Regions from separate parts of the Homo sapiens genome. Here regions 2, 3 and 4 are each linked to region 1. A link is an interaction called in ENCODE POLR2A ChIA-PET data of the cell type or tissue named here. Cell type or tissue: CD4-positive, alpha-beta T cell. All regions are shown on one strand. Each heading gives the region's core, and the rest is flanking DNA. Links, peaks and the distances in the headings are about the cores only.

What was found. ChIA-PET counts read pairs that join two places held together with the same protein. Peaks named below come from ENCODE experiments on the same cell type or tissue, not always from the same donor. Only the 100,000 strongest peaks of a DNase experiment are listed, where the experiment ranks them.
Region 2: POLR2A ChIA-PET joins it to region 1 with 11 read pairs; 5 of 35 experiments call an interaction of 5 or more read pairs at or near these places.
Region 3: POLR2A ChIA-PET joins it to region 1 with 11 read pairs; 11 of 35 experiments call an interaction of 5 or more read pairs at or near these places.
Region 4: POLR2A ChIA-PET joins it to region 1 with 23 read pairs; 10 of 35 experiments call an interaction of 5 or more read pairs at or near these places.

Annotation. Positions count from the first base shown.
Region 1 is chr1:206,920,803-206,927,931 of GRCh38, forward strand. FCMR (Fc mu receptor) reads right to left here and starts at 1,139. Exons shown (of 8, transcript NM_005449.5): 1 at 1,016-1,139. The coding sequence starts at 1,052. RefSeq lists enhancers at 1,040-1,169, 1,710-1,919, 2,580-2,659, 4,233-4,682. In CD4-positive, alpha-beta T cell, for the core only: no CTCF peak of the experiment used is centred there; DNase peaks (open chromatin) are centred at 1,249, 2,469, 3,496, 4,729 and 1 weaker place; H3K4me3 peaks cover 3,183 bases; H3K27ac peaks cover 4,870 bases.
Region 2 is chr1:206,855,765-206,863,809 of GRCh38, forward strand. It overlaps a transcript of IL20 not described here. Among named protein-coding and RNA genes, the nearest start is that of IL20, 5.8 kb to the right of the region's middle. In CD4-positive, alpha-beta T cell, for the core only: CTCF peaks have their summits at 1,239 (motif pointing right) and 1,440; DNase peaks (open chromatin) are centred at 1,227 and 3,427; H3K27me3 peaks cover 228 bases.
Region 3 is chr1:206,736,679-206,744,723 of GRCh38, forward strand. No RefSeq gene overlaps it. Among named protein-coding and RNA genes, the nearest start is that of IL19, 30 kb to the right of the region's middle. RefSeq lists enhancers at 1,089-1,138, 4,749-4,798, 4,889-4,998 and silencers at 2,793-2,842, 2,873-2,982. In CD4-positive, alpha-beta T cell, for the core only: no CTCF peak of the experiment used is centred there; DNase peaks (open chromatin) are centred at 1,143 and 3,093; H3K27ac peaks cover 1,324 bases.
Region 4 is chr1:206,978,512-206,986,556 of GRCh38, forward strand. No RefSeq gene overlaps it. Among named protein-coding and RNA genes, the nearest start is that of FCAMR, 12 kb to the left of the region's middle. In CD4-positive, alpha-beta T cell, for the core only: CTCF peaks have their summits at 3,787 (motif pointing left) and 3,986; a DNase peak (open chromatin) is centred at 3,800; H3K27me3 peaks cover 556 bases.

The DNA.
Region 1 (7,129 bases), core at 1-5,000:
CCATTTCCTCTGTTACCTTCCTAGTATCAATTGCTGCTGCTTCTTATCCCAGTAGACATGGATCTAGAAACTGCAATGATTTGGCCATTGACTGGATCAAGGTCTGAATGAGGATACATGGGAAGAGGTGGTAATTAGCCATTCTGGCATTTTGTGGCTGATGATCAGCGATACTTCAGACAGGTGAAATAGCTGGTTTGGATGGTGATCAATGAAGAATTGAGGTAAGGTTAGGCAGTTTACATTTCAAATCTTGGTGGAATATTGAAGCAGAGGTTGCCCAGGAGACAGTTGTAAGTTGAGATATGGAATTCAGGAAATAGATTAGAGCTACTGAATGGATTACGGAATTTTCATTTAGGGTTGAAAGTTGGAAATTCGGGACTGAAAAAGATCTATAGAAAGAGTGTAGAGGTAAGAAGAAAGAAGTACGGAGACACTTGCTTTAAGATCCCATATTAATAGGCTAATATGTTTAGGAGAGATGACACCTTCAGCTCTTAAGAGTTAACACCTGGCTGGGCACAGTGGCTCACACCTGTAATCCCAGCGCTTTGTGAAGCTGAGCCAGGAGGATCACTTAAGGCCACAAGTTCAAGACCATCCTGGGCAACACAGCAAGACTCCATCTCTACAAAAAAATTAAAAATTAGCTGGGCATGGTGGCATGCACTTGTAGTCCTAGCTACTAGAGAGTCTGGGGTGGTAGGATCACTCGAACCCAGGAGTACAAGACTGCAGTGAGCCATGATCACACCACTGCACTCCAGCCTGGGTGATAGAGTTAACACCTGACTGAAACAGGAGAGTGTCTGGAGTGGAGAAAGGAGCATTACCATGGAGTGAGGAAGGCATCCAACACCTCACATGGCCTCCATTCTTGTCCTGCCCTAGGTGTTGGTTCACAACTGAATCCATCCAGAAACATCAGAGCTAGAGCTACCAGGCAATTATTCTACTTGTGGCCAATTCAAGCCTCATTCAGAGGTCTGAAGTGTTTCCCCACGGTACTTACCTGGCAGGAAGTAAAGTGGCCAAAGCCAGAAGTCCATTGTCCCTTCTAGAGTGCAAGGTCCATCCAAGAGCCCCTAGAGAGGGGGATGGAGACACGCTGCTTACTCAGGAACCCTTCACAATCTGGAACTGGAAAGAGATTTCTAGCCCCCACGAGGAACAAAGCTTGACGATGAGGAAATGACAACCTCCCTTGTTTGCTAACTATTCTCAGGCTAAAAAGAGAGTGCTGACAAACCACAGCGGAAGTCAGGAGCTGAGAAAACATGTTGTGTGGAGTAAGAAAGGGTCACCCTGTTCAAAAGGCATCTAAGAAGTTCCTCCAGACTATTAGCAGTGACCAGGCCTGATATTCCTTTGTCTTGGTGCTTTTTCTTAGCAGGGCCTCCCGTGCTTTATGTATACTCATTGGCTTCCGTGCTGGGGTCATTTGCTTTCATTCTGCCTTCAGGATAAAAGAGCCTTATCACCAATTTTCCCTGCCTGAGAAAGGCTGTATGGGCAGACGCTTGGGCCTGAAGTCAGAAGATGCTGACTGTAGTCCTTACCAGTCACCAGTTAACTCACCTTTACAATAGTTTTTGAGCACCTTCTATGTGGGGGTACTAACTAAGGACTTTGAGCAATCCATTACTTTTCTCTGAGCCTGAATTTCTTCATCTAGGAAATAAACGAAGCTGGGACTAGATGATCCCTGCCATTCCCTCCTGCAGAACACAGTTCCTGAGGACTTCACATAGCTCCCCAGCACCTCAGCCAACCTTCACCCTTAATCTCCCCAAAGTGTCCCCACAAGGTGCTGCCCTGTGGCAAGGGCTCAGGCCTCTGTCCAGTGACCACCAAGGCAATGCCAGAACTGGGGTGTGACAGGTCATGCAGCCACTTTGCCTGAAGTCACAGCACCCTGGTAGAGCTCTCCTTCAGGACCCCAAGGGCCCAAGGGTAAGGCCCATGACTGATGGAGAGAGATGCTGAGGCCACAGGGCATCTTGGGAAGAGTTTTGGATGCAAGTCAGAAGACCTCAGGTCTTGTACTGGCTTGGCACTTTCTAGCTTTGGGCAAATTTCCCTGGGCCTCGGTTTTTTCCTTGATAAAGTAGGGATTGCCCCTACCCTGCCCACCTCACATGGCTTTTCTGAGGCCCAGCAGAACTCACAGGCATGGAAGTGCTTTAAGAAGCCTTCACTGTGAGCTGCGCAGGGGTATTACTTATGAGGGCATTCTCAGGGCTCTGTTCCTGGAAGTTTCATCCCTGGAGGTCAGTTCTCAGGGCCCCAACCCCAGGTGAAAGGACCTCTTGTGCCCCTGGAGGATCCGGGCTATACTCACACTGTTTCTGGGGGGATGTGCCTGACAGACCCGGGCTCCACAGTGGTTGTGTCAGCCACTCCCTGCTCGCCCCCACACAGCAGATTTGTCACATGTTCTCTAAAACAACAACATCCGTGGTGGAAGTTGAATGTGAGGCTCAGAGCAGGTGCAGAGGAAGTGTGTGGGGGGGTGGGCAGCCTGCCCTGCCCCATCCCTATCTGAATCTCCCCTGGCCCGGAGCAGCTGTGGTTGTGATGTCCTCCAGCCCTGAAATGGGCCAAGATGGCAGAGGGCAGCCTCGGGCCTCTCCTTAGTGCCAGAGCTCCCAGCTGGGATTAGCCCCACCCTTCCCTACTTAGCGGGCTCTTCCCAATGCCCCAGAGCTGTCACACAGCTGGGCTCCACCATGCACTGGGCTTGAGGCCTGGGGCTGTCTTGGAGAGACAGAGAAGGGGAATATGAGTGAATGAACGTGATGTGTGTGGGGGCAAGAGTGTGTGAGTATGAATATATGTATGAATGAATGTGTGAGTGTATGATGTGTGTTGTATGACTCTGATGTTTGAGCGTGTGAAGTATGTGTGGTGTGTGTCTGAGGTGTGTGTAAGGGTGCAATGTATGTTGTGTGATACGTGTGTGGTGTGTGTGTGGTGTGTGGCTACAGTGTGAGTGTGTGTAGTGAGTGTGAACATGTAGTGTGTGGCTATGAGAGTGTGAGTGTGTTATGTGTAATGTGTCTGTGTGAATGTATGATGTGTGGCTATGAGTGTGTATGTGCTGTGTGGTATGTGTGTGAATGTAGGATGCGTGGCTGTGTGATGTATGTGTGTGTGTGAATGTGTGGTGTGCGGCTATGTGTGTGTGCTATGTGTTGTGTGTGGTATGTAGTTATGAGTGTGTGTCACTGCGTGGTGTGTGGCTATGAGTGTGTGTGTGCACACTCTATGCTGTGTCTAGTGTGTGAGTGGTTGAGTGTGTGAGTGTGTGGTGTGTGGTTATGAGTGTGTGTGTTCTCTGTCTAGTGTGTGTGGTGTGTGGTTATGTGTGTGTGATTGTGTGTGTGGTGTGTGTCCATGAGTGTGTGTGTGCTCTGTAGAGTGTGTGAGTGTGTGGCGTGTGGCTATGAGTGTGTGTGTGCACTGTGGAGTGTGTGTGTGGTGTGTGGCTATGAGTGTGTGTGTGCTCTGTGGAGTGTGTGTGTGGTGTGTGGCTATGAGTGTGTGTGCTCTGTCTAGTGTGTGTGGTGTGTGGTTATGTGTGTGTGATTGTGTGTGTGATGTGTGTCCATGAGTGTGTGTGTGCTCTGTGGAGTGTGTGAATGTGTGGTGTGTGGCTATGAGTGTGTGTGAATGTGTGGTGTGTGGCTATGTGTGTGTGCTATGTGTTGTGTGTGGTATGTAGTTATGAGTGTGTGTCACTGCGTGGTGTGTGGCTATGAGTGTGTGTGTGCGCACTCTATGCTCTGTCTAGTGTGTGTGTGGTTGAGTGTGTGTGTGGTGTGTGGTTGTGTGTGTGTGGTGTGCGTCCATGAGTGTGTGTGTGCTCTGTAGAGTGTGTGAGTGTGTGGTGTGTGGTTATGAGTGTGTGGTGTGTGGTTGAGTGTGTGTGTGTGGTGTGTGGTTGTGTGTGTGCTCTGTGGAGTGTGAGTGTGTGTGCATGTCTGTGAAGATCAGGGTTTGGCTGGGCTGAGGCTGGGGCCTGCCGGGCAGGGCGGAAGGTGTGTGGGATGGGAGTGGGCAGGAGAGCTTTTTGCATCACGTGTGGCCCAAGTGAAACCCTGAAAACATCCCATTAGGTTACAAGACTTAAGAGTTAGGGGTGTGAGGACGGCTGGGCAGGCGGCGAATGTCGGGAGTTTGAGGGGATCAAAATCCCCAGAACTGGGCTTGTTCCATTTACCTTTAGCTGTTGCCCCTGGGTCATGGGGGTTGGGGCCCAAGGGAAGACTGACTGCTGGTGAAATTGTGAACTTTACAATTCTTACATCCTTATTTTCTTCTTTCTTTTTTTCTCGTCTAAGCTCGATTTCTCCTTTCTGACTCACAGGGCTACCATGGTGCCCTGGCACTCTTACTCCCAGGGGAGTGTCTGCCAGGCTGGAGCACACCATGGGGCAAGGGAGCCAATGGCCCAACACCCTCTAGGGTCCAGAAGGGGTGAACCTGATGGAAAACATTCACAGCCCCCCGACAGCGGGTGGAGGGAATAAATAATGCCAGATCCAATGGAAAGTGAAGTCCTTGAGGTGTGTTCATTCGCTCTGTATGATGACCTTTTAGCTTAGGCTCTGCCATCCTCCCTATGTTACAGATGGGCTAAGAAGAACGTTTCTCGTAAGGCAGTTGTGAGGATCACATGAGGCAAGTGTTACAAGGGACTCAGCACACAGCCTGCGATGTGGTCAGAGTGCAGTGGAGATGAGCCACCGCCACTGGGTGGAGCTTGTTGTCATGGGTTCTGCTTGGTTATTGCTTTTCTCTGCTTTGACCTCCGCATGGCCGGGTTACAAGGGCCATTTTCTGGGCCTTCCCAAACTGAGGGCCTCCATCCTCAGGTGGTCCTCTCCATGACCCAACACTGTTCTCTGCAATGACAGACCACAAGAATCTCCTTGTCTGGTGGACTCACCAAGAACAAGCCCCCTCCCCAGGTAGAGGTACCTGACTCAGGGACCCTGTTGTCCCGTCCTTCCAAGCACCGCAGGACCCCAGGCTTGCCTGTCCCAGAGCAAGCCACTCCACAGCAGCAGGGCCTTGGAGCATTTACCTTTACAACAATAAGCCCATTTGTGACTTTTTTTTTTTTTTTGGCAGAGTCTCACTTTGTCCCCAAGCTGGAGTGCAGTGGCGCGATCTCGGCTCACTGCAACCTCCGCCTCCTGCGTTCAGGCAATTCTCCTGCCTCAGCCTCCCAAGTAGCTGGGATTACAGGCGCCCACCACCACGCCCAGCTAATTTTTGTATTTTTAGTAGAGACGGGGTTTCACCATGTTGGCCAGGATGGTCTCGATCTCCTGACCTTGTGATCTGCCCGCCTCGGCTTCCCAAAGTGCTGGGATTACAGGTGTGAGCCACCGCACCCAGCCATGTGACTTTTTTAAAGATAATAAATGGTAGGATTTTGATGACTAAGATTTCTTTCCTGACTATGGCCATATTCCTATTGGAGTTCTGAGGTTAAAACTCCAAATATGCAGGACTTTTGGATCAACTTCAATGTGACATAACAGCAACAACCTGGATTTTAGGATATTCATGTCCCTGTATCTAGGACAAAGATTTTTGGCTCTAGGGAGAGTGGCTTGGCTGCCCTTTTAAGAATCAGCCTTGGAAGAGACACTCCAGAGCTGCTTGGCTCCTATACCGATGATCCTCTCTCCATGCCTGCCTTGCTCCACAGCCTGCTGGGACCTTTGGTCTCAGTCTCACAGCTTGCCTCTCAGCATGTCCACTGTCCACTTAGACATGTAGCCTTTTTGAGATGATCTCTTATTTTTGTTGCGCAGACTCCTTAGTAGAGATAATTATTTTAGGAAAGCTGGGAGGGATGGGGTGGGAAACTCTACTTGTTTCTCTGCCTGGGGGACCGGTTTCATAGACCATAGCACAGTCAGTTCCTCTCGCTGCTGTTTAATGTTCTTAGGAGAGATGTTCTGTCTTGAGTTTTGGAAAAGTCTAAATCAGAGATCTATTTTTTAGCTTTACAAAACAAAATCAATTGCTATAAACAAGTTCCTGGCTGGGTGCAGTGGCTCACGCCTGTCGTCCCCATGCTTTGGGAGGCAGAGGCAGAAGGATTGCTTGAGGCCAGGAGTTCCAGACCAGCCTGGGCAACAAACAAGACCCTGTCTCTACCAAAAAAAAAAAAAAAAAAAAAAAAAAAAAAAAAAAAAAAAAATTCCTAACCACTGTTTGGCCTTAATAATGCCCAGCAGTGGTTGAGCATTAATAATAGTTGGGCCTTCATAATAGTCCTGTTGGGCCTTAATAATAGTCCTGTCTTTACATATTGGACTTTTAAAAAAGAATAAACATTAAGATAATTCAAGAACTTGGGAAAGATTTCCTTGTCATCAAATGTTTAAACAGTTCCTTGAATGCTCGGGGCCACTGACCGTTGCTAATTGGTTTATCATCATCAATCCTGCAGTTTATGGTCACTCCCCTATACTAAGCTGAATCATATCCTCTCCAAACTCACGTCCACTGGAACCTATGAACTAGCTTCCTTATTTAAAAGGGTTTCTTGTGCTACACGGGGAGCAGATGGACTTTGAGCCTTACTGACAATATCACTTAGGAATAATATAAGATCGCTTTTGGCTTTAGTGACATTTCTTGACCTTTGCTTCAAAGGGCTGGGATAGGCTACACGAGTTCAGGACTGGCTCGCTGGTTATTGCAATGCGTACAGAAGTTGCATCTTAATCCTCTACCATAAACATGGCCCTTTGGTGAGTCAGAGAACAGCTTCCTGGAAGGGTAAGACAGTGGTAGTTTCTGACACACCTGTCATTTTGATCCTCCTGGAACGATTTGCTGTCATTCCAGAAGGTATGCATCCCCATCACAGAAGAAAGAAAAAAACATTTCTGATGCCCCCTCTTCTGGCTGGATAGAAGCCCAAGACTCTGACCCAGGTCAGGGCCTGGGAACTGAGACTGGAGTACTGCAGTTAGTGGGGCTGGAGGGAACACCAAAGGAGGCCTGAAGTCTGAGTCCCAGGAAAAGGTAGGCTTGGGAAGCTCATAGCATCCACAGCATTATGTTTAAGGCCTGGGTGGAAGCAAAGGTTCACATCAGG
Region 2 (8,045 bases), core at 1,045-6,044, 64 kb before region 1:
TGAAAGACATTCAATTAGTTCAGTTTCAGAGCTCTGCCACAGAACCACCTTCAGCGAAGATTCAAGTGCTGTAAATGAGGCTGGATCCAGAACCAGGTCCCATGGAAGGACCATCATGGGAGTGGGAGTGGGTTCAGAATCTAGCTTTCATATCAGGAGATAAGTGTGACTCAGCACACTCTGGTCTGGATGCCTCTGCTGATCACTTCCCTAGACTATGTAAGAGCACTCTGTGCCTCAATTTCCTTATTTGGAAAATGAAGAGAATAAGCACACATACTTCATGGGGTTGCATGAGAATTAAAGGAACTAGTATTTCATGAAGTCCATAGTGCCTGGCACACAGTAAGTGCTACAAACAAACAACAAAAGAGCCTGTGGTCACCTTCTAGTGCATCTTAACTCTACCCCCAGCACAGGCTTAACTTCCCAAGAACTGCAGCGCTTCCCCCAGGGCAGAAAGCCGTCTTCCTCTTGCTCCTTCCTCTCTACCTCCACTCTTAGTTGTGTTCCTTGGGACCCAGAATGGTTTTCCAGTTCTTGACAAGTCAGAGATACCTCAGTATCCATTTCCTGTCTCAGATTCTGAGCTTCCGAGGGTACAGCTACTTTGTAAATGGCTGCACTCAGTATATAAATGTTCATTGAATGAATGAATACATGCATGAAGCAAAGGCGGAGCCCACTTAAAGGAAGCCTGTGGCTTTGTCATTGGTTTCGGAACTTCTCAGCCTTCCTTTTATCCTCCACTTGGATCCTCTGCCTCTGTTCCATGTCCTTGATTTCTAGCTCCATGGCAAAGGAGTCAGTTTTCTGTCTGTCCTTCTTGTCTTTCATTTCTCTTTCACCCCTGATTATTGTCCTATGGTCCTTAACTTCACATCCTGAAGCCTGAAGACTAGTGTCTCCACTCAACTCCTTGGCTGGCCAGGGCTCTGGGTGTCTTGCTAACTGGGGCCCTTCTCACCTAGGAGTGGTGCAGTCCCAAGCGTGCAGGCTAGAGGGCATCATCTGTTCCGACAAGGTCAGTAGTGGCAGAAGCAGCACCTTCTCACTTGGGCCAGAGGTTCAGCTTTTTCAGACCAGCCGCCCTATGACTGGGGAGAAAGAACTCAAGACTTCACCTCTTCTTCCTCACCTCCTCAATGGCTCCAAAATGTCCCTCACACCTCACTCAAGAAGAGCAAGGTGTAAGTCTAGATGAGATACCCCTGAGGCAGAGTGCAGGCAGGGTCCTTCTGATACCACTAGGTGGCTAGAAATGGTGTCTAATGTGAAAGTTGTTGGATAGTAGAAATCTCAGTCTCTCTGTAGGAAACCAGTGAATGAAAAAGTACTTTGAAAGCCAGAGTTTGAGATCAGCCTGGGCAAAATAGCGAGACACCACAGCTACAAAAATAAAAAATTAGCCAGGCATGGTGGTGAATGCCTGTAGTCCTAGCTACTAAGGAGGCTAAGATGTGAGAGTTGCTTAAACCCAGGAGTTTGAGGTTACAGTGAGCTATGACTATACCACCGCACCCCAGCCTGGATGACAAAACAAGACCCTGTCTCTATATGTCTCTCTAAAAAAAAAAGGTGCTTTGAATTTGAAATTAGGGAAACACATCAGTAAGCAAGTCAGTTGACCTATTATGATGGATGATGTTGGTCTAGATTCTGAGTGGGTTACCAAAGGAAAACAGTCACTGATTCTTAGAACGTCTCAGAGTGTAGTTTCTCAAGTTCTTGCTCACAGTTCATTGCAATTCCACCGTTTTTTTCAACTTTCTTCAATACCTGCTCCTGAACCCCGCCCAGCATCCCCGGGTCACCATACCTCAGGTACAGGAGGTAGAAGTGCTCTCTGGCCTCAGGAATTTTGTTCCATTTTTCTTTACTGGAAGGAGTAAGGGTTCTTCTGACCCTGCCACATTCTCCATCCTCAAAGCTCACAAACCCATTAGTCTGTCAATGGGTTTGTGACATACTAACCCTTGCTCAAACCAGACTTTCTCTAAGAAATCTCAGATACCCTCCTTGCCCCTCAGAAGGAATCTCAGTGCCTTTCTCCTCTCCTCACCCAAATGCCTATTATGAACATAGACTGAATTTTTTAGGAATGTCCTGATAACAAAAATCCTTCCCATCATCCCCTTTATGTCGCCTCATTTTTCTCAGACTGTGTGTCACAACTGGGGAGTTGTGGTCACCATGCCCACAGGTATTACAGCAAAGCCTCTTAACCTTTTGTGTGCCATGGATTCCTTTGGCATGCCAGTGAAGCTTATGAACTCAGAATAATATTTCTAAATGCATAAAGTAAAAGAAATAGGGTTATAAAGGAAACCGGTAGTAGTAAAATACAGCTATCAAAATGTGGAAATGACAAATAGGTAATATATATGTGCTTCTTTATTAATGCATTAATGCATGATCTAGCAGTAGGCCTACAAACTGCTGACATTTCTAAGTAGTAATGAATATAAGTGATATTTTGAGATACCTGAAACCACTGTAATGTGATACAAAAATATTTGTGATTTCCATCAGTGGCAAAGTCATTGGTACTGCTAATACTATTGTGGTTTGTATTTGTTGCTTATCCTTATAATTGAAGAAAATGCTGAATTTCAATTAGAGGTTAGCAAAAAAAAAAAAAAGACATAGTGTCTTCTCATCTACCTTCTCCCAAGTTAAGAACTCCTGCATTAGAGGGTCTGTTGCTTTCATGATGCTATGAGGTCCCATGGAGGGGGGTCCCAAGAGACCACATCTTTTCCACTTTGGTAGCCCTTGGGTCAATCCAGCTCAGTGCTCACACATGGGAGACTCTCTGTGCTTGTTTGTGAAATTAAAAGGAAAAGAACTGGCTGGGTGTGGTGGCTCATGCCTGTAATCCCAGGACTTTGGGAGGCTGAGGCAGGTGGATCGCTTGAGCCTAGGAGTTTGAGACCAGCCTGGGCAACATGGTCAAACCTTGTCTCTACTAAAAACACATAAATTAGCCAGGCATGGTGGCATGCACCTGTAATCTCAGCTACTTGGGAGGCTGAGTCATGAGAATTGCTTAAACCCAAGAGGTGGAGGTTGCAGTGAGCAGAGATCACGCCACTGCACTCCAGCCTGGGTGACAGAGTGAGACTCGGTCTCAAAAAATAAATTAATAAAATAAAATAGAAGGGAAAGAACTGGTACATCCCTACTCTCTCAGGTGAAGAAACTGTTAAGTCAAGTCCTTGTCTGGATTTTTGTTCCCAACTCCAATTCCAGAGGAGGAAATAAATGCCCAGTGTCTCTTGCTCTGCAGGCACGGGGCAGGAGGAATTAACCAACTTTGGGGATCCAGCTATGTCAGAAGAAGTCTCAGGAGAAAGCCTGGAAACAAGTTGAGCTGGTTAAACAGAGCATGATGAAAAAACGCAGGAAAGGGAAATGATGTCACTCATGCTGGCAGCTTTGAGGACAAGGAAGCGAAAATGTACGCTTCTGATAGTCAACTACCCCGCCTATCCCACCCTGCTGTCTCCCAGGAAGGTAGCTGGAACTGCAAGTGGGGCAAAGCTCCCAGCACTACCAGCCAGTGGCAAGGGCCTTCACCTGCCCACCTTTTGAACTGAGGTTTTTCCTCCAGCAGAACCGAAGGCCCATGTGCTTCCCTGCAAAGTGATGCAACTGGGCAGGAAGCTCAGATGCCAGCAACTGTGATGTCCTAGATAGGGAAAACCCTGCATTGCAAACTCAGGTCTTCCTTTGGAAAAAAAGGAGTGGCTGGATTTCCTTCTTGCTGTCTAGAAAATTGTTTCCTGCCCAAAAATGGCTTAATTAGGAAGCTGAGTTTGTTTCCTAGGAAGGGATTCTCCTTCTCTTCCTTCTGCGCGGCTTACCTTTACAATGCCACTGGCACCGATTATAGCCTGACTCCCGGGTTTGGAACCTCACTTTCTCAAGCTGGCTTGATGTGCCCATGAAATGTACCCCTGGCTTCTCTAACACAGTTGCATCCCCCATCTGTTCCACTGGAGCACTAGCAAGGTGCCAAGCACTTGCTGCCCTTGAAGACCCCATGGTTCATGCGCAGCTATTCCCACATCTCTCCCCCACTATAAGAGTCTTCAGTGGCCCTATGGCCTTAAGGGGGAAAAGTCAAGAATTACAGAATTAAGAAAGCCAAGTAGAAAGGGGCTTAATAAATCATTTCATTTGTTTTCCCATAATTTACAGATAAGGAAAGGAAGTTATTTTACCAAGACCACACAATGAGGTGAAGGTAAAGCTAGAGCTAGAACTTCAGTTTCTAGACTCCCAGATCAAATTCATATTCCTTGGTATGGTATTCTTGGTCACTGATATTATAGCCATATTTCCAATTTGATTCTCCATGGCTTCTCCCCATGAAACCGAGCTCCAGCCAAACAAATCTATTTGCCAGTCCTCAAGTACCTTTTGGGTTTTTCTGTCCTCTCATTTCTGTTTTGAGTGTCCTTTGTTCAACTTCGCCCTCCTCTCTATCCCTCCCTAGCATCTCTGCTCATTTAAATTCTGCCTACCCTTCAAGGCTTATCTCAAGCTCTGCTATGTGATAGTGCCCTCCTCTGTGCCCCTTGGCACTTAACTTTCTGCGCACTCAGCAGTACTGATCTTGGTTCTGCAAACGTACCTCTTATCCTCCAACAAGGCTGTAGGCAGGTAGTGGCCAGAGACCTGCCCGGGGCATCTCTGTAATCCTCACAGCATTCAGCACAGTGTCTTGCACATAGTAGGCATTTAATAAATATCTATTGAAAGAATGGCTTTTAAGATCTATCAGACACAAGGATGATAAAAATGATCTTATGTGTCTATAGGTTTATATAAATATGCATATATATATATATAACTCCTGGGTGAGGCAGACAGACGATGTAGGTGTTATCTCCATTTTATTAATGAAACTGAATGCCCGAAAGGTGTAAAAACTAGACTTGGGTCACCCAAGTTCACCCTGAAAGTTGGTAAGAAAGTGAATATTAGGATTGGGTCTCCTGGCTCTCAGTCCCATGTGATCTTCAGTGCTAATACCCTCTACATTGTTTCCACTGAAGACTCATTTCTTCTACCAGAATTATGAGATGGGAAAAGCTTCCTTCTCAGTCTCATTTTTAAGAAAAGCTATTTACTATAGGAGTTTCTCATGCGTTAAGAGTGTCATGTACTGGAATGAACACTTACTGAATACAACTTTGGGGTCTGCCTTTTACCAGTTGAATGACCTTGGGCAAGTTACTTCACCTCTCTGAACTATGGTTTCCCCATGTATACAATGAAGGAATTAGACTCGTACTTAAAAATCACTTCTTGCTCTAACAGTCCAGGAGGAATAGTCTATCATTAGATAAGGAAATTCTTGCCATTGAGGTAGAATTCCTTATATGAAAGAAGATGTGTGTCAGGGGAGCCCCAGGGTCCCCTCATAAGTTAAATCATAGAGCTCAGGCTTTAGAACATAGCAGAAAGAAGGAACAGTGACAAATCAATATATTCATTCCATAGTCATCAAATGTTCACTGAGCACCTGCTAGGAGCCTTTGGGTGTTGGGACCAAGAAGATGAACAAGGAGCTCTCAGGTTTGTGAGAGATAGAGACATGCAACTAAAAAATTGTAGTTGACCGTGATAAATACAAAAAGCAATATACAAGGTAAAGTTAAGGTGAAAAGGTGGGAGGAATCAGTTCTGCCTTGGGAAATGGGGGTGAAGAGACAGATTAGAGTGGGGCAGGGGAAGTTTTGCAGAGGAGATGAGGTAAGTTGGTATCTGTACAGAATGTGATGTGGAATGTGGTAAGTGAATTTTAAAAGAATAAAGTATTTTGAACTGGGTGTGGGATCATACCTGTAATCCCAACAATTTGGGAGGCTGAGGAGGGTGTATTGTTTGAGCCCAAGAGTTTGAGACCAGCCTGAGCAACATGGTGAAACCCCCATCTCTACAAAATATACAAAAAAATTAGCCAAATATGGTGGCACGCACCATAGTCCCAAGTACTCGGGAGGCTGAGATGGGGGGACCACTTGAGCCCAGGAAATTGCAGTGAGCTGTGATTGTGCCACTGCACTCCAGCCTGGGAGACAGAGAGGGACCCTGTCTTAAAAACAACTCAAAAAAAAAAAGGATAAAGTATTTTGAGATAGGAAAAGGGGAGACTTGATTATTAAAATAGAATTGGGAGGCCAAAATGGGCGGATCACGAGGTCAGGAGATTGAGACCATCCTGGCTAACATGGTGAAACCCCATCTCTACTAAAAATACAAAAAAAATTAGCCGGGCGGGGTGGTGGGCACCTGTAGTCCCAGCTACACGGGAGGCTGAGGGAGGAGAATGGCATGAACCTGGCAAGTGGAGCTTGCAGTGAGCCGAGATCGCACCACTGTACTCCAGCCTGGGCGACAGAGTGAGACCTGTCTCAAAAAAAAAAAAAAAAAGATTTGGGATTGTGTGTGAATACTAAGTTTAATTAATCATTACAGGTAACTTAAAACAATGCAATTGGGTTCTTCTTGGTTAATGAAAAGGAATTGACTGACATGACTGGCTTATACAAGCCTAGATTTACTGAAAATCTTGATTTCAACTATTCTCATCAGACCACATCTCCCGATTTTACTTTAATCACACTTATATATGATCATGAGAAATGGTTAACTTGGCACCAATGATGGAAAAATAGGCATGAGCTTAAATAGTTTAAGAGATATTTAGATTAGATATTTGTACATATTTTCAACATTTATCAAGCATTACAATAAAAAGCCATGGTCTTTATTTTCAGGAAACTTTAAGAAGATATCAAAAGATGTTGAAAAGAACATTCTGATCCAAAAGGTAGAAACACAAAGAGTCATTGAATGTCAGAACAGGAAAAGACCTTACACACTGTTTAGTCTGTTTCTCTCATTTTACAGATTTGTAAACTGAGATCCAGAAAGACACAATCATATGCCAAAGTCATACTGTAATGTGGAGTCTTTGGACTCAAATATAAGACTTCAGAATTTTAGATATTTAATTTTTAATAAGTTGATAAAGAACATATGATAGTCTCTACCATCTTTATGTTTCCAAGGCGTTGTCTATAATTCATCCCAGGTTCTTTGAATTTAATTTTGTCTGGGAGCATGGTCCTACATGATGGACTAGTCCCAGCCTAAAAAATTTTCCAGTGTTATTAGGGAGAAAAGACCAAGTTCCATGAAACACAGGACAACATTAGATGCTTTCACTGCCAAAGAAAAATCTGCTATTGGAAGTCAGAGAAGGGAGGGATTGGTATAGCCCAGAGTTGTTCAGGAATAAAGGATTTGGGTTTCATCTTTAATGATGACTAGAGGGAAGGGTGGCCATGTTGGAGAGCAATGGTGGGGATAGCAAGGGCTGAGGAAAAACAGCAGGAATGAGCCCACAGTGTCTGGAGTTGTGGAGAAACTTGGTTAAGGGGAACTGGGTTTAGAGGAGAGAGCAGGAGAATCCCCCAGAATTCTCTTCCAGTTCAGTAACTCAGATCTTCTCTATCCATCATTTTATCAAGCAGGAAGGTGGAGCCAGAAGGAGGCACATCCTTTATCCACAGCTACAACCAGTAATCCCCTCAGGCAGTGCTTCTTCCAGGAGGAAGGTGTTGGGGTAATCTGTCCTGCAATTAAGCTGCTGTAGTGCTTGAGGAAGAACAATGCCACCAGAGAAATTCCAAGGGAGTTCCAGCCCTCACCTGCCTGAGCTCACTTCCTTCATGTGACATGTATATACAGATATAAATAATGGGAAGCCTTTCAACTTGAAACAGGCTCCTAGGAGACCAGAAGCAGCAGCCTTTCCTGAGCTCAGGTAAGAGATCTTACCCTCTACTGACACTGCTCACGTTGTTGTGAGGATCACCTACTTCTCCTAATCATTTACCCAGGTATGTTCAAGGTCACATCTAAAGGACCCTTTTCCACGAGGACAAAATCTCTTTGAGGACAAATAATCATCATGTTTATCTTTGTACTTCAGTACCTAGCACAACATTCAAGACAGCGGGTGCTCA
Region 3 (8,045 bases), core at 984-5,983, 180 kb before region 1:
ACAGAGTCTTACTCCATCACCCATGCTGGAGTGCAGTTGTGTGATCTTGGCTCACTGCAACCTCCGCCTCCCAGGTTCAAGGAATTCCCCTGCCTCGGCCTCCTGAGTAGCTGGAATTACAGGCACATACCACCATGCCCAGCTAATTTTTGTATTTTTAGAAGAGATGAGGTTTTACCATGTTGGCCAGGCTGGTCTCGAACTCCTGATCTCCAGTGATCCGGCCACCTCAGCCTCCCAAAAAGTGCTGGGCTTACAGGCATGAGCCACTGTGCCCAGCCTAGATGGTGGATTTAAATGCTTCCTAAAATGCCAGCTGCCAGGTGGCCTTTATCACCAGGAGGGTCCCACCCCTCAGTGCGCTGCTCAGCAGTGGGAGCACAGGGAGCCCCAGGCTTGGAGTCGAGTCAGTGGCCTAGGCCTGGTCCACGCTCCTGCCCTGAGCTTCACGGCGGGTCTCTGTGCCTTGGGGTGAGCAGGCAGTTGGGTTGGTAAACAATAACAGTAAATTTGGGGTTTTCCTTTGACTGGGTTGGAGACAGGAAATGCAGGAGGCTGTGAGTGACGAGTGGGTAGAGTGGGTAGCAGGTAGGTCGGGTAGGTCGGGCCTGCTCAGGGTGTGAAGGAAATTCAGTTATTCAAGGGAGGAGGGTGAGGGTGGTGAGGCTGGGGAAAGTGGCTGGCCCACTTACTGGTGAATATAAACAAACCCTCTGGGCACTCCCCAGGTGGGGCAGAGTGGGGACAGGGGAGGCTTTGAGGGGCAGCCACCGCATCCTCAGCCCTGAGAATGCAGCTCCTTTCGGGCTCTGTCTCTGGAAGCCTACATTTAGGGGCTCCAGCCGCCCCTGGGTCCTTTTGCTCACTTCATCTTCCTGTCGTCTCCCTGCACTCAGTCAGAACAGTGTGGCTCCCCAGCATACTCGACCACTAGATAATCCAGGCACTTGGTGTATGTCCTGTGCTTTGGGAGAAACAAATGAAGTGTAGGGCACAGTTCCTGCCCTTGAGAACCTAGTTGGGGAGATACAAAATGCCTGTGTGCAGCAGCAAGTGGCTTTGTCTTCCCTTTCCCTGTACCCACAGGCCTGGACACATTAGGGGCTGTTCCAGACTGAGAACAATGTGTCATTCAAGCCCAGGTGGCATAGGGCAGCCTCTTAGGGCCCCAGAGGTTTTCAGATGAGCATGAGTGAGGTGAAAAAACCAAAATGACAAAATAAACCACACCCTGGATCCTCGTCCTCTGGACGAAGATCTCACATCTATGCCTTGTTGGGGAGGATTTCAGTCCTCCCCCACCCAGGCATGTGAAGATTAAATGAGGCTGTGCCAAGACTTGGAAAGGTGGGGGAAGTGCAACTCGTGTGGAAAGATAGGACTGCCCCCTGGGCTCTGGGCCACCATTCAGACAGGTCAGTGCCTTGGCCTTTTCAGCCTAGGCTGCTCTTTAAAAAGAAGACCTTCAGCCACTATCCAAGAGTAAAAATGTCACATTTTCAACATTCAGCTCATCTTGAGCACCTCCTCTGTGTCATGCCCAGTGCTTAGGACTTCGGAGACACACAGATGAGTCCAGAAGTGGGTCTAGCCTTTGTGGAGCTCAGCATAGAGAAGTGGCGGGCATCGCTGTAACAGAAGAACTGATGCTCTCCAGAACAGGAGCAGAGGTGGTTGGAGTGCATAAGGTGGAGCTATTCTGTTAGAGACCCAGGAGAGCTTCCTAGCAGCCCTTCAAGCTGGCACCTGACTGACAGTTTTGATGGCAGAAAATGGAATAGCATGATGGAGATTTCCCCATTGCATTTCTGCTCTCACTTCTCTCTGCAAGAGCTAGATCCTTCCTTCTCCAACAGGTTCACCCCTCCTGTCTTGTGGTCTGAACTGCTGTCTGTCTGCTCATCTCGTTAGCTTGACCTTTGACCCCTCATGGGTTCTGCTCATGGAAATCTGATTTACTCCTCTCTGTGGGGTGCCCTTGGTGTTTTCTGTCCATTTTCCCTTTCCAGCCCCTCCAACTTGGATTTGCCTCATAAATGATGTTTGCTCCCTGAAAAACAAAATTTGGGGATGTGGGCTGATGGGGCTTTTGCCACGTTTCACTCAATTCATTAATTTTTTAAAAAGTGTTACAGTGGTACACCTTAAACTTAGATCTTTTGTAGTTAGGCACTTTCTGAATCATCATGGAAAATGATGACATTACATGAAATTGAGAGCCCTCCTGGAAGAGCAGGATGAGCAATTGTTAGGGGCTTCCTTGCCCCTCTTCCCTCTGCCACTAAAAGGCCTTTCTCATCCCTTTGTCCTCATGGTTCTTACTCCACTCAGTTTAAAAGTGGAGCCCTTGGGAGCCTCCCTGGCACTCACACACAAAAATGTCAATATACTTGGCGTCCACCCTTTCCATTTTTAACACACCACCATCTGGAACCCAGAATTACCTTGGAATTTACTTGTCTCCTCTAGAGGGAGTCATAATTGCTTGGAAGGTAAGTTACTGCCCAGAGCCTCTGGCCAGGAAGTCTTTTGGCTGTCAAGCCTGCAGGATTTCAGGTGGGGCTGCCAAGGTGGTGGAACCTGTGTTTGATAAGTCATTTTTAGGGACCAGGGCTGCCATGCAAATGCATTTGTTTGCATAACTTTCTTGCTCTCAGGGACAGTAAAGTTTCCTACTGCCATCCCACACCCCTGCCAGGATTTGCAAGTGAAATACCAGGACTGACTTTCCACTTTCCCCCTTCATGAGTCCTCCCTTCCTAAGTCCTCCCCCACCCCTTGGTTTTGGTTTTGTCTCTGAGGTCCTGTGTGACCAAATACTAGTCTCAACCTCTCTGATCCTAGGGTAGTAGTGTTTCCAGGACCCTGATATGCAAAGTATCTGTACAAGTTATGCAAATGAGCATCCTGTCTGGGTGGCTCTGGTCCTAGCCCCGGGCAGTTACTAGCTCTGACTACTGCTGTCCGAGTGTGTGAAACGTGATCTTGCTCCTTCCTCTGTCCAGGCAGCTGTGGGTCTCTTGTTCCTCAAACAGCTACTGCCTCTTGGGGTAATAAGGCCTCAAGTTTCAGAATGAGCTGAGTTCTCCTAGCCCTTACCTTCTGATCTGGAGACATGTGGTTCTGAATTCACCAGTCAAAGGTTTACTTTTGAAAGAAACCACGATCTCATCTAAGTCTAAGACAGAGACCTTGGTTAGCTGGAGTCTGTGGTGCAGAGAGACCTGGTATTTGTAGTAAGACCTAGAGGGGCCTTTGGTTTTCTGGCACTCAGCTGTCTCCTTTTCTGGTCACAAACCTATTCTAAGGAAATGGTCCTCATAGTGAGACTCTAGCCCTACCCACCCACAGGAGGGTCGAGGGCAGGAGGGGAAGGATGACAGCCAGGCATTCTTTGAGCCAGTGTGCAAGGAAGAGAAAGGGTAGACGAGAAATTCAGTCTGATCGGCTTATTTCAGGCTCTGAAAATGACAGCTGACTCAGGGTAGGTGCTTAGTATCTGTTGGATGGATGAAAGCATCTAAAGGAAAATTAACACAAGTAATTTTAGTAACTCAAACAAGACATTATATGTACATATATAGACATACAGAGTGAGGCGTGAACCTTTCTCTTTATAACGTCTCCACCTCAGTGATGCCAATTCCCTCTCCAGAAAAAACTTCATTGAACAGCTTTATTTTTTTTGAAATTTTTATCCAAAAAGTTTCTGAAAATTTATCTAGATACAAATATACTTATAAGCACAACTGAGAAGTTTCTTTGGCAGTTATAACAAGTACAAATGGAATCATTAGGCATATTGTTCTGCAACCTGCTTTTAAAAAATTGTGATAAAATACACTTAACTGAAAATTTACCATCTTAAACATTTTTAACTGTAAACTTCACTAGTATGTTCACATTGTTGTGCAACTGACAGACTTTTTCATACCCATGAAACAACATACAGCTTGCTTTTTTCACTTAGCATATCTTGTGAATTTCCATGATCAAACTCATAGAACTATCATTCTTTTTCTAAATAGTTGCAGAGTATTTTATAGTATGATGTACCACAATTTATCTGCTGTGGATGGATATTTCTCACCTCCTTTCTTTTTTATTTGTCTTTTAACCTCATTTGCACTGAAGGACTACCCTCCCCCCCTTTTTCTACTATTTATATAGATCTCACAAATATCTTGTACAGTATCTTCGAGTGTGTGTGTAAGGATTTCTGTAGTATAGATCCCTAGTAGTGGAATGGCAAGATCTAAGGGTATACACATTTTAGTTTTTGATAGGGACTGCCAAAAAGACAGTATCGATTTATGAATGAATGCACTTTGCATATTGCTTTCCAAGTGAGAGCTTTACGAAAGGGTTTGCTGTCAGCAGCAAATCTGGGGGTAGAGTCAGTCAGCCGAGAGTAAAAGGGCATTTATAGCACTTCCCAAAACTGATAGATGTAGACCCTTGGCCACATTGTGGGCGAGTGGAAAAGTCAGCTGTAGAGGGGTTTAGGGGATTCCTTCAACATCTCCCCATATCAGTGGCCCTGCTCACTCAATTATGGTTATTTGCATACATTTTGGGCATGTAGGCAGAATGGCTCAAAGACAAAAATCTGAGGTTCAGCCTTGTTTGGCCTCCTGGTGTTTGATCTTGACCGGGCTACCTGCTTCTCTGACTGGCATGCAAATGCCTGTGGGGGATGACAAGTGTGCACATAACATAAGTGACATAAGGCTGACTCTGGTGGGTGCTGTAAGAGAGGCCCAGAGTGCTGTGGGAAGTTACAGAGGAGGCACGCCTCTGGTTAGGAATAGCAGGGAGGAGGAGGCGGCTTTGACTCCGGGTTGTAGGTGTTGTGGGGCACACAGGACACATGCAGGACCCACTATACAGGAGCTCACTAGACAGGAGCTCAGCCACATTGCCTCCCAATGTGACACTGATTGTGTGCCCAGCCCTCTGCTGGGTACCGAATCTGAGGCATCAGTCTTGGGGATGGCTTGGGATGTGGTGGTCAGTAGCTCAGTTGCATATGGCACAAAGATAAATCTTTGGAGTTACTCTAAGCTGGGTCCCAACTATGAGCAGATGACTTGTCCTCTCTGAGCCTCAGCTTGTCAACCGGTAAAATGGGAATTATTATTGAGGCACCCATGAACATGTGCCCCAGAGACCTCCTATTATGGGGAGCTTATTTGTCCAAGGGCCCCAGCTATGGCACTCTGAAATTCATTGTCTCATTTGTGTGGAGGCCACACTTCCTTTCTCGTGCTCCCAGTCAATGACAGTACAACAGGGATGTGAAGACGCACCCGTTCCTGGGAGAACCAGGACTCGAAGGATGGCCAGCTTTGCCCCTGGCAACTTCATAGACACTTGTGCCTGGGGCCCTTGTGCACATCCTCCTCTCCCTCTTTCCTTAGTGGGGTCACACACCGGTGGTTCCCCAGCCTCGCTTCACACTCCCTATTTTCTCTCATAAAGAAATTTCCCCTAACTGAACCCTTGTATGTGTAATCCTGTTTTGGCATCTGCTTCTTGGAAAATCTAGACTACAATATTATCACCAACCTTAGAAGGTGGTGAGGACTAAATGAAAAATCAGGTAAAAAAATCATATGAAAGACTTAGCATAGTTATATAAACGATTATGGAAAAGCCTCAGCCTGGCACATAGTTAGCACTCATTATTATCATATATTCTCATGCATTATACAGTGGGTACTGTAGCCATCATTGTACCAGTGTGAGCAGGTTAATTTAACTTAGGAGACTGCATTTAGAAGTCAAGAAACCTGCTTTCCTGCCCCTTCCCTGCTCTATCTCCCGAGTTCTCTATCCCCTCACATGTGCCCTTTATATAAGAGTGGCAGTTGTTACTCTTAACTCCCTAGGCTGGCCCCGGACTCCTCTTTTTGGGATAAAGGTGATTAACGCCGTGTGGCTTTTGCTGAGAAGGGAGGCTGCTACAGGGGTCTGCTGCAGGGACGTTCAGACTCAGTGGATTTGTAGCTCTTTAGCCCCGCAGAGAGGAGCCCCTGCCCTGCTGAGCTGTAGGCTTGCTGGGAGGTAGCAGGAGTAGGTGGGTGGGTCACTGAGGGGTGCTGGCAGCCGGGTAGTGTTGGCGGTGGGGGCTGAGGGAGGATGATGGGAAGACAGTGAGCCTCCGAGTGAAACAGACCATGAGAGGCGAGGTGAGTCACAGGTTTCTCTCAAAACCCCCATGCCCATGGTCTCTAGAATGTGCCGAAAGTGGAGCCCGCCATCCCCAGCCTAGGCCCCAGTTCTAAGAATGCCTCCCCTTCTCTCCCTCCCACAGTCGCCCAAATTAATCAGGTCCTCGGCTTTGGGGGGTATCGTTCTCTTTTAAGAATGCAGCAGAGAAAACCGCTGGGTTGTATCCCAGCAAAGGAGGCCACAGAGATTAGGGCTGATTGGGAGGAAATGTGAGAAGAGCGGTGTCTAGTTTAGGTTTTAGAACCTGGCTCTTCCTGCTCACACCACCAAAGAAAATTTGGCTTGAGAGATTCAAAAGAGGTTGTGTGGTGTGTAGGCTGCAACCCTAGATTCCTACAGATCTGGATTCATGGTCTTGCTCTAGCACCCAGCAGCTCAGAGCCCTCAGTGTTTGTATGCGTCAATTCCCCAATTAGTAAAAACAGTGATTTAAGAGCATCTTTGTTATAGCGCTGTTGTGAGAATGAGATAGCGAATCAGTATTAACCTTTAGCCCAGTTCCTAAATTAAAGCCCTATGAAGAGCCTCTCAGCTCAGTTCAGAGACTGCCAGTTCCCCCTTGTGAGTCTTTCTTTTCTTTTGGATTTTTGATCTCCAACGACTCCATAAGGAAGTGAAATAATTATCCCCATTTTATAGATTTGTAAACTGAGGCTCAGCTTGATTAAGTACCTAGGAAACAATCCTTTGTAGTACAGGACCCTGAGGTTCAACAGTGGTTTATCGCCTCCTTGGGACACCACCCAAAGGCAAAAGGGAAGCAGCGAAAGCATTTGAAGCTCAGAGAGGCTCAAGGCCAAGCCACAGCTTAGGGACCTGCAAAGTTCGCGGAGCTGCAGAGCTGGACGGGTGGGGCAGAAGCCACTCTTTCCATCCTCCAGGTCCTTGCGGTGGAACATTCCTCAGTTACCAGCACAACTCATTTTGAGTTTTGTTCACATGTCACTTTTCTCTTTCTTTTCTTTCTTTCTTTCTTTCTTTCTTTCTTTCTTTCTTTCTTTCTTTCTTTCTTTCTTTCTTTCTTTCTTTCTCTTTCTTTCCTTCCTTCCTTCCTTCCTTCCTTCCTTCCTTCCTTCCTTCCTTCCTTCTTTCTTTCTTTCTTTCTTTCTTTCTTTCTTTCTTTCTTTCTTTCTTTCTCTTTCCTCCTTCCTTCCTTCCTTCCTTCCTTCCTTCCTTCCTTCCTTCCTTCCTTCCTTCCTTTCTTTCTTTCCTTTTCTTTCTTCTTTTTTTTTTTTTTTTTAGAGGGAGTCTCGCTCTGTCTCCCAGGCTGGAGTGCAGTGGTGCGACCTTGGCTCACTGCAATCTCCGCCTCCTGGGTTCAAGTGACTCTTATGCCTCAGCCTCCCATGTAGCTGGGATTACAGGCACCCGCCACCAGGCCCGGCTACTATTTGTATTTTTTAGTCGAGACGGAGTTTCACCATGTTGGCCAGGCTGATCTCGAACTCCTGACCTCAAGTTACCCACCCGCTTTAGCCTCCCAAAGTGCTGGAATTACAGATGTGAGCCACTGCCCCCTGGCCACGTGTCACTTTTTCAATGACACCTACCCTTATTGTCTGATTTAGAACTGCAATTTTTCCTCCCACCTTTGACTCCTCACTCTGGGCATTCTCTGTAACCCTTCATGGCTCTATTTTAAAAAATCGTTTTTATTGAATTACTGTGTACATACACACAGTTATCCTACTTAATTTTCCCCCATAGATCTGATCACCTTCTAAAAATCTGTATAACTTGTTTATAATGGCTAGCATGTAACCTCCACAAGGGCAGGGATTTGTGTCTGTTTTATCCATGGACACATCCCA
Region 4 (8,045 bases), core at 1,211-6,210, 59 kb after region 1:
TTGTATGTCACTTTCCTTTTCTGTCCATAAACCTTCCACCATGTGGCTGTGCTGGAATCTCTGAGCCTATTCTGGCTCAGGAGGTTGCTCGATTCACAAATCGTTCATTGCTCAATGAAACTCCTTCAAATTTAATTCAGCTAAAGTTTTTATTTTATCAACCTAAACATTTCTCATACCTTTGAACTAAAATCATAGAATATTATTGATGCAAATAGCCATCTTTTGTTACATTTTCTATTTTCTGCCAATGCCCATGCCTGCCATGATCTCATTTAGGCATTGCAATGACCCCATAAGTCAGATGGTATTACTATCCCTATCATATGGATAAGAATTCTGGAGCCTCAGGGAAGTTCAGCCTCCTCTCACCATCTGAGTTGTTCCTTCTAGATGAATTTGTCAATGTGTCTTGAAAGCATCTGGGAACTGAGCCTGTAGGTAATGGTTTTTTGAGCAGGATGGTGGCGGTAGACAAAATGTACTGGAAGGAAAACATTTGGAAAAATGAAAACCTTTTAAGAAACAGTGAAAATAACCAAAGGTGATAAGGTTGGGATGGCAGTGATAAGTAGCACAAGGTCAGGTTGATTACTCTAGTGTTAGGGAGCAAGCAGATGGTGGGGTAGAGAATGAGAAAAGATATGGGGATTAATTTAATGAGTCTTCAAGTATTTATCAAGAAGGTACTATGCACCAGGCACTTTGCTGGGTGCTGGAAAGGGATAGTGAACAAAACAGACACATCCCTTGATTGATAGTCTGCTGGGGGAGAGGAACATTAAGCCAATTAGCATAGCAAGAACTATATACAATATAAGTGATTTAGAAGTATTGGTAGGTATTAGGAAGGGAAAGAATAGGGCTCTAAGGAAGCAATCTGGGATCATTCTGGAATAAGAGAATGTGCTATGTGACCTTAAGATTAGTTGGCCATTCTGGTGGTGAGAAACCCATCTCCCAGTTCTAAGTGATACGCTCCAAGTTTGGCCAACTGTCCAGCACTCACCAGCTTCTGACTGGACTCAGAGTGAGAATCTGGTTTTAGATGGCGCCTGACTTGAAGCACCCTCTAGTGTTAAGGAAAGGAAGGTAACAGCCTGAAAGAGAGGGAATTGGGGAAAGACAAAAGAAATGAAATTGAGACTTGTTTTGGGAACAGGTGGGCTGAGGAGAAGCCCCAGAGGCCTGTGTTAACAGTGTTGGAGTTGGGCTTTACAGAGTGTGTCCCTGCACCCCAGCTGAGAAAGCAATGATGAGCCAGGAACAATTCCACTGATCTACGTGGTTTTACTCATTTACTCTTATGAGAAATTACTAGTAGAACCCTATACTACAGGTCTGGAAACTGTGACACAGAGGCTAAATAATTTCTCTAAGGTCACATAGCATGTAAGGGGGTAAAGAACAGAGCCAAGAACCAGTGTCACTATGAAAAATGGCCCTGGCAGATCTCTCTATCCCAGTGCAGGTTTGAGATGATTTAGATGTGCTTAGCTGAGCTTTTCTTTGCAACAGCTTGCCTGGGGGCTGATAAAGAAATTCAAACAGATGTGATAAGCTGTGCTACCTGTTGCTGGGCTGATGCTGTAGACAAATCCTAATGTCTCAATGGCTTAGCACCGCAGACTTTATTTCTCACTCAAATGAAGTCCCATGGGGGGTGGCAAGGGCTCTCCAAACCACCTCTCAGGGACCAAGCTTCCTCTGTCTTGTGGCACTGCCCTCTCAACACTTGGCCTCTAAATTTACTGAGTCAGGGAAGGAAGGGAGGGAGGAGGTACACTGGCTTCATCCCAGAATTGTCACACCAAACTTCCACTGTTAATTAGCCTGAATTAGTCACATGGACCCAACTTAACTGCAAAGGATGGTGAGGAAATGGAGAGACATGGATTATTAGGAGAACACTAAGGGTTCCCTAAAATGGAGCTGACTCCAGAGCCCAGCAGCAGACCAGCAGAGGCAAGGAAAAAGTGGATGAGCATAAGCAGTGGTTCATTCCCTCCCCTACCCTGGAAAGCGAGAAAACACTCGTCGGACTGTGGGAGAACACAGCCTGTCCTTGCCTTGGGTCAGCCTGTTTTAGCTTTTCCACTCCGCCCCTGTCCCAGGGAAAAAGGAGGAAAGTTGGGAAAAGGGTCACTCCACAGAGCAATGAGAAGTTGCACTTAGTTTCTGAAAGGGGAAGAAAAAATAATCTTTCATCTCTTGGATGTGTGGGGAGACAGTGACTGGGGAGAGAGCAGAGACACTTGAGCCCCTGGAAGTTCAGTCTGAAAATCTAATCCCTGAGGAATTTGCTGTCCTTCCTCCTTGTGGGGTGTGGCTCCTGTGGTCCCCACCTCCTGGTGTTTATGCCCCTGTGTATTCCCTTTCTTGGGTGTTGGTGAGACCTGTGACTTACATTTAACCAGTAGAATACAGCAAAGGTGATGAGAAGTCACTTCTGTGGTTAAATACAGAATAAGAAGATTGTAACGCCCATCTCTTGCAAGGAGATTCTGTCCCTTGCTGGCTTCGTTGAAGCTGGCTGTCATGTTGTGAGCTGCTCAGTGGAGAGAGTCATGTGGCAAGGAATGGAGGGCAGCCTTTGGCCCACAGGCAGCAAGAAACTGAGGCTTTCAGTCTGGTCACCCACTAGGACCTGAATCCTACCAATCATCACGTGAACTTGGAAGTGGATTTTTCCCCAGTTGAGCTCTCAGATGCAAACCCAGACCTGGCTGACAACTTGACTGAAGGCTTGCAGAGGACCCAAAGCTGTGCCAGGACTGTTGACCAAAAGAAAGCAGGAGAGAAATGTGTGTTGTCCTAGGCTGCTGACTCTATGGTAATCTTGGTGTGCAGCAATAGATAAGTAATGCATGGGGTTCGGAAAGTGTGAGAGGGAAGCACATTGGTTTCCTAGGGCTGTCATAACTAAGCACTATAAACTGGGTGGCTTAAAACAGCAGAAATCTATTCTCACAGCTCTGGAGCTAGAAGTCTGAAATCAAGGTACTGGCAAGGCCATGGTTCCTCTGAAGCATCTAGGGGAGGATCCATCCTTGCCTCTTCCACCATCTGGTATCTCCAGGCATTCCTTGGCTTATGGCAACATCACTCCAGTCTCTGCCTCTGGCTTCACATGGCCATCTTCCCCGTGTGTCTCTGTCTTCTCCTTTTCTTATAAGGATATCATATGGGATTAAGGGCCTGCCGTACTCCATGTCACCTTATCTTAATTACATCTTCAATGATCCTATTTCCAAATAAGGTCATTCTGAGGGACTAGGGGTTAGGACTTCATCATATCTTTTTTGGCACATTTCAACCCATAACAAGAAAAAAAAAATAGAGAGAAGAGCTGACAATTGAAGAATCTTTCGGAAAACAAGCACCTTCTTGATGGGCCAGGTGAACATATCCATGCAGCCTGCACATTCAGCGCAAGGATGAGGGTCTTTGCAGGTGAGGATCTCAGAAACTGCAGGGAGCGGACCCTTCCCTTCTCTCCAGGAGCTGCTTGAAATTTGTGAACAAAAGCCTAACTTCACCAGCTGAGAGAATACCCATCCAGAGAATGGCTTTCCCCACAGCTGCCAAAAGGGTTGCGTGGCCTGCCTCATGGCAGGGGGTGGCCAGATGATCCTGTATTCTAAGTCCTTGCATTCTAAGGTACTCTCATTCCATAGTTTGGTGCTGTATTTGGAAGCCTGTCCTGGGTTAATGAATGGACCCTTTTCTCTGTCTCAGATACTGGAAGGGCCCAAAAGCTACAATACGTTTTCAACTATGGGCAGCTGCTGCCACCTTGTGCCAGAAAGACTCCATGGCTAGAGTGACCAGGGACCTCAGATCAGGACACTATGAAGGGGCACTTCTAATAATTGTTCTGGGGCAGCAGGTGTAAATCGGGATTGTCCCAGGGAAACATATGGTCACCCCTGGGGAATGCAAGGGAACAACAGGATTTGCAAGGATTTTCCCAAGAATAAATTTGAGTTTTCCAAAATGTTCTACTTTTCTACATTTACTCTCAGCATGAAGCTTCCTGTGTCACCTATGGTGGCCATCACACCTCATGCGAGGTTAACAATACGTGAAAGAGTTCTGAATTCCTCTGGCACAAAGAAGAATGAATTTCCAACTATGCCTACTAAGAGAAAAAAGTCTTTTTCTACATTGCTTTTGAACACAACGTACCCCAAACACATGTAAAGCTTTGTTCTGACTTTAAGGATGCATTTTAAATCAATAAAGGAACAAAAAGCCCAGAAAAGGCCTAACTCTCTCTCTCTCTTTGTGTGTGTGTGTGTGTTTGGTGCTTTCAAAATTGACATATTACTCAGATATGGAAAAATAAAAGTAAAATTTTTGTCTTATAATTGTTTAGTGTGGGTGCTAATTTCTGTTGGTAGCAGGGATGAGGTGATATTGCCAAGATATTTTAAATGTACCAATTAATAGAAAGTTAATCTCCATTGCTCAGATCTGTTTTAGGTAAAGCAGCTAATTCAAAGCTCAGACTCTAGACAGCTTGAAGGGATCTCTCCTACCCCTTCTCAAGATGGTGTCTGGGTGCAGTGGTATTGCTCAGATGTCCTTGATTCTCCCTACCCTCATTCTGAAATGCCCCTCATTCTTCTTGGTGATGAAGATGCCACTGGTTTGATCTGGTCCATGGGCATCATAGTGGCATCTGCCCCCCACTATGCATACACGCGGGTCCTTGCCATTGCCTCTGGTGACAAGAGCTCCATACTCTGAGCTTCCTTAGGAACTTGGGTCTTTTCTGCTCTCTCAGCTGTCATGCATCTCAGTGGGGTGCCGGAAAACTCTAGATTGCTTTCTCTCCAATATGCTGTTGTGTGTGGACCCTTGAAGTCTGCCCTCAGCATGTGCCTGTAATTGCTAGTTCCCCTTTCTTGGATCATGTTGGATGCAGCATCCCCTGCAGTGGAGGGTTTCTCCACAAAGTCTATGGTTTCCCCAAGCTCTGCCCAGTCTGTGAAGGACAGCAGCTCCTGAAGTTCTTAGACTGTCCCAAATTTATCTTGGGGGTGGTTTTATCCAAGATGCACCCTCCTGCCCTATAACACCTCTTGTTAATGTTCCATCCTGGGGTGAGAAAGGGAGCCAGAACATTTCAGGTCACCCTTTGCCCCTTTTTTCCCCCTCACCCACCCAGATCCTAATCCCAGCATTAGAAGGAACTTCTTCCTTCCTCAATGGTGAGGGCTTCACTAACATCATATTTCATGTTCTTCTCTGATCAATGGTCAATAATCTGTTCTATGATTAGTTCTCTAGCTAGCTGAAAATCCTCTCACTTTTTTTTTCAACATTCTCAAGATAGCCTAGAAAATGAAATAGGAGCTCCCCTATATTTGATGGTTCTCCCCTCCCCATGAAGCTCTGGATGCCATCAGTTCAACATTTGGGGGTCACAGGTTAATCAGAGCCTAGGATTTACCAGGTTAATATCTGAAAACATATTATTATTTTACAGTGAGAATTGCGTATTTGATAAATGTCATCAGATAGTATTAAAGGAAAAATAGTCTTAGCTAGCAATTTAGAAAATAAATTGCTCTGATTAGTTGCTAAAAAAATTCCAGATGGATTAAACAATTGAAGAAAAACCAAATTATTTTTAAAAACTAGCAGAAAATGGAAGTAAATATGTATCCTATCTCTAAAGGAGTAATTTTCTAAGTTTTAAAATCATATAAGAAAGAACATAGGAAAAGAGAAATTAAAATACTTTTTAAAAATTTGCCCCTCAACAATATATAAAAAGGAAAACAAAAGACTTGGAAAATATTTCCAGCACATATGAGTCAAGGAATGTTACATGGTTATATAACAGAAACTGTTATTCATTGCAGATTAAACTGATGCCTTAAGAAAGCAATTTGTCATCTGAGCGTGGTGGCTCACGCCTGTAATCCCAGCACTTTGGGAGACCCAAGCAGGTGGATCATGAGGTCAGGAGTTTGAGACCAGCCTGAACAACATGGTGAAACCCCGTCTCTACTAAAAATACAAAAATTAGCCGGGCGTGGTGGCGCACGCCTGTAATCCCAGCTACTCAGGAGGCTGAGGCAGGAGAATCACTTGAACCCTGGAAGTGGAGGTTGCAGTGAGCCGAGATCGCGCCACTGCACTCCAGCCTGGGCGAGGGAGTGAGACTCCATCTCAAATACAATACAATACAACACAATACAATACAATACAATACAATACAATACAATACAATACAATACAATACAATACAATACAATACAATAGAAAAGAAAGCAATTTGTCAATATAATCCAAGAATCTCACTATTTGGAATTTATCCTAAGGAAATAATTTTAAAATAGGCACAAGTTAGCTATGCTTTTTATAATCACATTCATGTGACATTGTGATGATCATTAGACACATTTGACTCTCCCACCAGACAATGGGACATTGTGTTTTTTTCACCTCTGAATCAGCATGCTTAGTCTGGAGTCTGGCATAATTGTAGGTGGCAAATAAATGTTGCAGAATAATTATTTTGTTGTAGTATTTATATTATACTTAACAATTGAAACAATCTTAATTTTCAACAATAGGAGAATGACTAAATAAAATACAGTGTTGTCACTTGATGGAGATATTGTCAACTAAAATAATAATGAGTTCTCAGACATGGAAAACATTTTATATAATTGTAGCAAGTACGAATCTTAGAGTACATACTCAGTTGCAGCAAAAACGTAACTTTCTTTGATTTTCTATAGTAACATTTACATTCCTTTTCAAGCCCCGTTTTGACTAGTGGTCCACCCCGGTGTGTGTCCTGTTATGCTGATTCAGGGTAATCTCAGGCAATTCAAAGTCCTGTTGCCACGCCCTATTCCCAACTGCTTGCATTTTCCCTGGGGTAGTACCTAGTAGTTTGTCATTACCTGCTCCGATGGGCATCCACCAGGATGGGATGTCTATTGACTTCTTTCTCTTTGACCGTTGATCCATGCAGGACCTGGATTGTCCTCCGTTCCCTAATACAGAAGTTTTTCAGGCCAGCCTCTGACTTAGCCACATTCCATCTGCATCATCACATCACCCTGGCGCTGCGGGGAGTTCTGAGAGGTTGTCTTGGGTCCTCAGGTCCTAGCTGGGTCACCTGTAGCCTTTGCTGCTCTCATATGGTGCTAAGTAGAAGGACCTCTGTGACACATGTCATTTCCCTAGGCTCTTTTCATGGTGGGAGTTTAGGCCATATCCGTGGGGTTCCGGGGGTGCAGGCCGGGTGGGGAATGGACCCCAGGATATGCTCTTGCTCTTCTTTCTGATTCTCTGCAGCTCTGCCCTAGTTGGCAACTTTATCAAGGCTTTAGGGGTGAGGAAAGCTGGCTCTGACTGTTCATTTACTTCCAGATGCCTTTGTCTTTGGCCTGGATCTCAACTGTGAAATTCATAACCCAACATTTGATTGCTTTAATATTTGGTTCTGTTGTGACAACCCTTCAGAGACAGTCTAGGCAGAGCTAAGATGTGAAACACAACAGCAGAAGCCAAAATAAAAATGGAAGCCTAGATTAATGTATCAAAATATTAGTCTACTATAAAATGCAAAAATAAACAGAACCTCAGAACTTTGTTATAACTGTGTGAACGTTAGGTATAGGTATGGGCAAATACATGCAACAGGGAAAATCTTAAGCTAATTGTGTTAATCAAGAGAGAACGTGGATTTTTTTTCTTTAGCAAATTTCCTTCATATTAGTTATGTGTAAATACCAGCCATGTTGTTTGTGAAAAAGCTTAATCTATTTTACCTCCAATAATATAGCGCCTTCTTAGCCCCCTTATTTCCCATCTAATCTCCCATCAATCCCTGATGTGGCTTTTTCCTTCTAGTAAGGCCACTTCCCTTACCCAAAACCTGCTTACACCATCTTCCAAGACTTTGTTTAACCCAGTGGTTCTCAAACTTTAGCTACATCAGAATCCCCTGGAGCATTTGTTGAAATACAAATGGCTGGGCCCTGCCACCAGTTTTTCTGATTCAGTAGGTCTGGGAT